2 separate regions of the Homo sapiens genome follow, and region 1 is linked to region 2. Evidence: read pairs that join two places in POLR2A ChIA-PET (ENCODE). Cell type or tissue: IMR-90. All regions are shown on one strand. Each heading gives the region's core, and the rest is flanking DNA. Links, peaks and the distances in the headings are about the cores only.

Region 1 (2,813 bases), core at 26-2,525, 190 kb after region 2:
TGCTTTTTGTTTCTCAAATTCTAAAAGATGTGATAGTAGTTAACATTTTAAAAATTATTTATTTTCTTTTTTTTTGGAGACAGGCTGTATAAGACTCTGTTGCTCAGGCTAGAGTGCAATGGCATGATCATAGCTCACTACAGCCTCCAACTCCTGGGCTCAAGCAATCCTCCCACCTCAGCATCCCAAGTAGCTGATACTACAGGTACATGCCACCATGCCTGGTTAATTTTTATTTTTTATAGAGACAGGGTCTCATTATGCTGTCCAGGCTGGTCTTGAACTCTGGGCCTCAAGTAATCCTCCTGTCTCGACCTCTCAAAGCGCTGGGAGTAGAGAGAGGTGTGAGTCACAGTGTCCAGCCTAGTTAACGCATTTTTGGTACTTTCCATATGTCAAGTGTTATACTGATATTATATAATTTAATTTTCACAACAGTCTTATAGGTAGTATAGTATTGTTTTCCTTTTATAGGCGATGAGACGGAGGCACAGAGAAGTTAAGTAACTTGCTCAAGGACAACAGTTAGCAGATGACAGAGACGGAGTTCAAACCCAGGCTGTGTTCCCGGCACTCCTTTAGCTACTATACTTTACTGCCTGTTGTTTTATGATTCAAAGACGTGAATCCATGAATTGAGCGTGTTGTGTGTGTGTCTCCCAAAACTACAGAGTAAGAAGTAGGGTAAGAGTAGGGAGTGGGCTGGGTGCGGTGGCTCATGCCTGTAATCCTAGCACTTTGGGAGGTGAGGGTGGGCTGATGGCTTGAGCCCAGGAGTTTGAGACCAGCCTGAGTAACGTGGTGAAACCCTGTCTCTACAAAAATTACAAAAATTACCTGGGCATGGTTGCACATGCCTGTAGTCCCAGCTCCTCAGGAGGCTGAGATGTTGAACCTGGGAGGTTGAGGCTGAAGCAGCATTCTAGCCTGGGCGACAGAGTGAGACTCTGTCAAAAAAAAAAAAAAAAGGAGTGGTTTATTGTAAATGGAGGTAGGACTAATTCTTGAACCATATTGTGGTTTTGCAGGAGGTGAGTCAGATGGCTTTTGGTGAGTCAGATGGCTTAGTTAAGTTGACCCAGCTATTGGGATGGGTTGTGCAAAGCCCAGGCACAGGGTTCAGACTCCATCTTCTGTGTTCTTCTTAATTGACAAACTGCAATGGCTGTCTTCAGAGTCTTGGTTTTCTATGGTGGTCAACTCCTGAGTTCTTATGATGTCGCTGGGCACAGAAAAAATAAACGGAGAAGGTAAGGTAAGAAGGGAGTCCTTATAAAGGTGGAGCTGAAGGGTGTTTTAGGGGGACCACTCCATCTCTCTGTCTGTCATTCAAAGGCACAACTATGCCCAATGACTTGGAGTAGCAGGTCTGAGGGGCGTTTAGGTTGATCCCTACTTTCTTTCTTTTTTTTTTTTTTTTTTTGAGATGGAGTCTCACTCTGTCACCCAGGCTGGAGTGTAATGGTGTGATCTCAGCTCACTGCAACCTCTGCCTCCTTTGCTCGAGGGATTCTCCTGCCTCAGCCTCCCAAGTAGCTGGGATTACAGGTGCCCGTCATCATGCCTGGCTCATTTTTTTGTATTTTTTAGTAGAGACAGGATTTCACTATGTTGGCCAGGGTGATCTCGAACTCCTGACCTCAGGGTCCGCCCGCCTCGGCCTCCCAAAGTGCTGGGATTACAGGCGTGAGCCACCGTGCCTGGCTGATCCCTACTTTCCATGGTTAGTTTCCCAGGCCTTGGTTTATGAGCAATAAATTCTCCCATGAGGTTTGTCTTTTCGTTTTATTGGAGGACGTTTTCTCATAAAGTCCCTTTCCAGGCCATCAGAACTCCCCAAACTCTTGGGAACTGCATTCCATCTGCATGCCTTGTGATTTCCTTCCCCCCAACCCCCACCAGTGTATCCTCTTCTCTCTCCTATTAGTAGTCAGGATGGGCTTTGCACGACCCATCTCAATAGCGGGGTGAACTCTAAATAAGCCATCTGACTCCGTGTCAGTCTTTCTCTCTCTCTGTCCACCCTACACCAACTTATGATCCCAAGAAACTTTGTTTTCCTAGGGCTGCCATTTTGAAAATGTTGCTTCCTACTCTAGGAACTGCTTTATGAGTAAGAGACACCTCTCCATTAGTCCATGAGGTTAATAATATAAATCTATAGAGAACTTAGGTACCATCCAGTTAAACCAGGCTCTTAACGTAAGGATTGTCTTTACAGTGTTTATGTCAAGCAGTCATCTAGTGGCTGGTTAAACATCTCCAGTGACATGGAACAGTCAGTTCAATTTTTAGACAATTCTGCTAGAACCCTTTTTGTTATAGCAGAAATGAGATATCCATAGTGCCCACTAATGGGACAATGGGATGTGGATGTGTCTGTAAGAATGTGAAGGTCTTTTTATGGGTTTTCTCCATTATTCACCCCAATAGTTTATTTATTTTGAGACAGAGTATTGCTCTCTGTTGCCCAGGCTGGAGTGCAGTGATATGATCATAGCTCACTGCAGCCTTGAACTCTGGGGCTCAAGTGATCCTCCCATCTCAGCCTCCCAAGTGGCTAGGACTATAGGCATGCACCATCACACCCAGCTAAGTTTTTAATTTTTTTTTTCTTTTTTTAAGAGACAGGGGTCTCAGGCCGGGTGCGGTGGCTCACACCTGTAATCCCAGCACTTTGGGAGGCCGAGGAAGGCAGATCACTTCAGGTCAGGAGTTCAAGACCAGCCTGGTCAACTTAGTGAAATCCTGTCTCCACTAAAAAATACAAAAATTAGCCAGGTGTGGTAATGCGCACCTGTAGTCCCAGCTAC
Region 2 (2,813 bases), core at 247-2,746:
GGGCCAAGTCACTTTAGGGCCATTAAGCTAATTGTTGACCCAGAGTAGGCTCAGCTTAAAGGCAACTCATTGGATTCTCATGAATTCTATTTCAACTAGCTTGTGAGCATGTGTTCAAGGAGTGTGAGAAGGAGTATGTGTAGGGGAGGAAGACGGGGGAGAGCTGAGTGTGGCTGGAAGTGTATGATACTGGGGTACACCCATGGTATGAGTCAGAATGGGAAAATGAAAAATGGAAATAGGATGGTCTTACCAGAAGAAAGGCAGCTGAGGTCAGAGGAGTCCCCAGGGCTGGAATTTAACAGGAGAGGAGTGTTTCAGTTATACATCTGCTGCTCAGGGATAAGGTGATCTTTGTTGAGTCACTTAAACTCTGAGTCTTAGTTCTTCTTACTCAAAAAGGAGATGTTAATAACTCCTGTCCCATCGCTCCCCTCCCTGAGTATTTTTGTAAGGATGGAATGATAATATATATCAACTTATTTACAAGTCATATGGTATTTTGTATATGTCAAGTATTTTTATTAGGAGGGAGGATGAGCTAATGGAAGAAACCATGCTACCTGGGAGAGCAATCAATTTTGTGTTGGGACCTCATCTGGGTTGCAGGAGCCCGGAGGTGGTCCTTTGCTAGAGATGGGGTGGAGGCCTGAGGCTCAAGGTCAAGCTCAATCTTGAAGCTACTCTTTGTTGACGGTGGGAAAAGGGGCATACTGGGAAGAGTAGAGGAGATAGAAGCTTTTTGGCAGGAAAAACTAATTGCTTTCTAAATCCCTAGATAGGAGTTGAGGATTTAGCATCCATCTCATCTCTATTTTAGGCATTCTCCTTCAACCAGCCTAAAAGCTAAAGGTGCAGCTATACGCAGAATAGCCAAGAGCTCCAAAGTAATTTGTCCTGGGGCGTGTGTGTAAATCTATAAAATAAATGATTGAATCAGGGAGCCCTAGATTTCAGGGGGGTAGCTGTTATTTAAGACTGTCTAAGGGGGATTCAGGGTGAAAGGAGGCAGCCTGGAACTATTGTTTGTTGAGTTTGTCCAAGCCACATCAAGACCCTTTGCTCTAATTTCCTAGCATCCAAGAGAACAAATACAGGAGTTAGCACCAGAGAGACTTCTACTTAAACGCTTAGCCCCAGAGTCAAAAACAGAGTGGGTGGCTGAGAGGGAAAAAACAGAGTTAAATATTTCCTCTGAGTAATGAAGAATGAACTCAGGCCAGGGCTGTAATTCATGGGGCCTTAGATGAATCTCCAGCTGCTTCAGCTGTCTCTGCATCTGGGAGAAGACCAGCCAAGAGCTCCAGCAGTTGTGGAAGCCAGTGGATGATGGCAGCTCAGTCATTTAACACTCGCTGGGCCTTCCCGGGGGCTTCCTGAAGCCTGTGCCTTTCTATACTTTGCCTGCTTTGCCCACCTCTGTGGCACAGATTCCAAGAGGAGCAGATTAAACGCATCTGGGATTTTTAGGGATCTTTGGTAAAGAATGATCAAGTCCTAAGCTCAAAACATGATAAATTTGTACATCTGTTTTCATGCTGCTGTGTAAAAACCGATTTAAGTCCTAACATGGTAGGCCAATGATTTAGAATAGCTAATCTGGGGAATTGGGAGACTTTCCTAAGTCATTTCCCTGCCCATTAAAATCTTGCCCAGATCATAGTGCTTGTCCCTCCACCCCGTTTTTCTCCTTAATTATTTTCTCCTGTTTTGAAGAGATCCTCCAGGATGCCCAATTTCACAGGTAGGCAGAAGTCATCCTGTGATGACTTCTGTGATGACTTCATCCCGTGATGAAGAAATCTGCCGGGCGCGATGGCTCATGCCTGTAATCCCAGCACTTTGGGAGGCCAAGGCGAGTGGATCACAAGGTTAGGAGTTCGAGACCAGCCTGGCCAAGATGGTGAAACCCCGTCTTTACTAAAAATACAAAAATTAGCTGGGCATGGTGGCGGGCACCTGTAATCCCAGCTACTTGAGAGGCTGAGGCAGAAGAATCGCTTGAACCCAGGGGGCGGAGGTTGCAGTGAGCTGAGATTGCGCCACTGCACTCTAGCCTGGGCGACAGAGCAAGACTCTGTCTCAAAAAAAAAAAAAAAAAAAAAAAAAAGAAGTGAAATCCAAACCTAATCCTTGTGGCTGCCTCCTTCTGGCCTCTGTGAGTTACCTTTTTGAGTTGATCTTCTACCTGGAACCTGCCGCATCCAGCTGGCTTGACCAGGAAGTTAACACCTCCTCTGGGGACTGTCATGGAGACTAGTATAATAGGAAAGGAAGCCCTCCTTTTGATGAGTTTCCAGACAAGTGTGGCTGCAGCCCAGTCTCGGGAAAAGGGATGAACACACAATTAGCAAAGGGCAAGCGAGTTCAAATGGACTCTGCCTATGCTGGAAATGGGATGCATATATGCCAGAGGAACTAACAAAAAAGAGCAACCAGAGCTGTGTGAGTTAAGTCAAGGGGCTTCCTATAGGAAGTGAGGGTTATATAGGCAGGCATGGATGAGGCTGAGAGGCCATTCTGTATGGGAGGAAAGGCTCACATAAATACGCATGCTGAAAGAACACTTTCTGAGCAGGAGCACTCAAGCTAATGAATTTAGCTAGGGCCAGGCTTTCAGATGAAGAGTAAAGAGAAACGATTTCATGAGATGAGTAGAGAAACTGGCTGGGTAGCCTTAGGCAAGTAACTTCCTTTCTCTGGACCTCAGCTGCCACACCTATGGGATGAAGGTAGTGGGCTAGGTGACTAGGGTACTAGGCTAGGTGACTGGGGTATTGGGTTAGGTGACTAGGGTACTGGGCTAGGTAACT

What was found. Peaks named below come from ENCODE experiments on the same cell type or tissue, not always from the same donor. Only the 100,000 strongest peaks of a DNase experiment are listed, where the experiment ranks them.
Region 1: POLR2A ChIA-PET joins it to region 2 with 15 read pairs; 5 of 35 experiments call an interaction of 5 or more read pairs at or near these places.

What each region holds. Positions count from the first base shown.
Region 1 is chr11:130,630,232-130,633,044 of GRCh38, forward strand. No RefSeq gene overlaps it. Among named protein-coding and RNA genes, the nearest start is that of MIR8052, 35 kb to the right of the region's middle. In IMR-90, for the core only: no CTCF peak of the experiment used is centred there; a DNase peak (open chromatin) is centred at 1,060.
Region 2 is chr11:130,441,681-130,444,493 of GRCh38, forward strand. No RefSeq gene overlaps it. Among named protein-coding and RNA genes, the nearest start is that of ADAMTS15, 5.6 kb to the right of the region's middle. In IMR-90, for the core only: no CTCF peak of the experiment used is centred there; a DNase peak (open chromatin) is centred at 1,221; H3K27ac peaks cover 167 bases.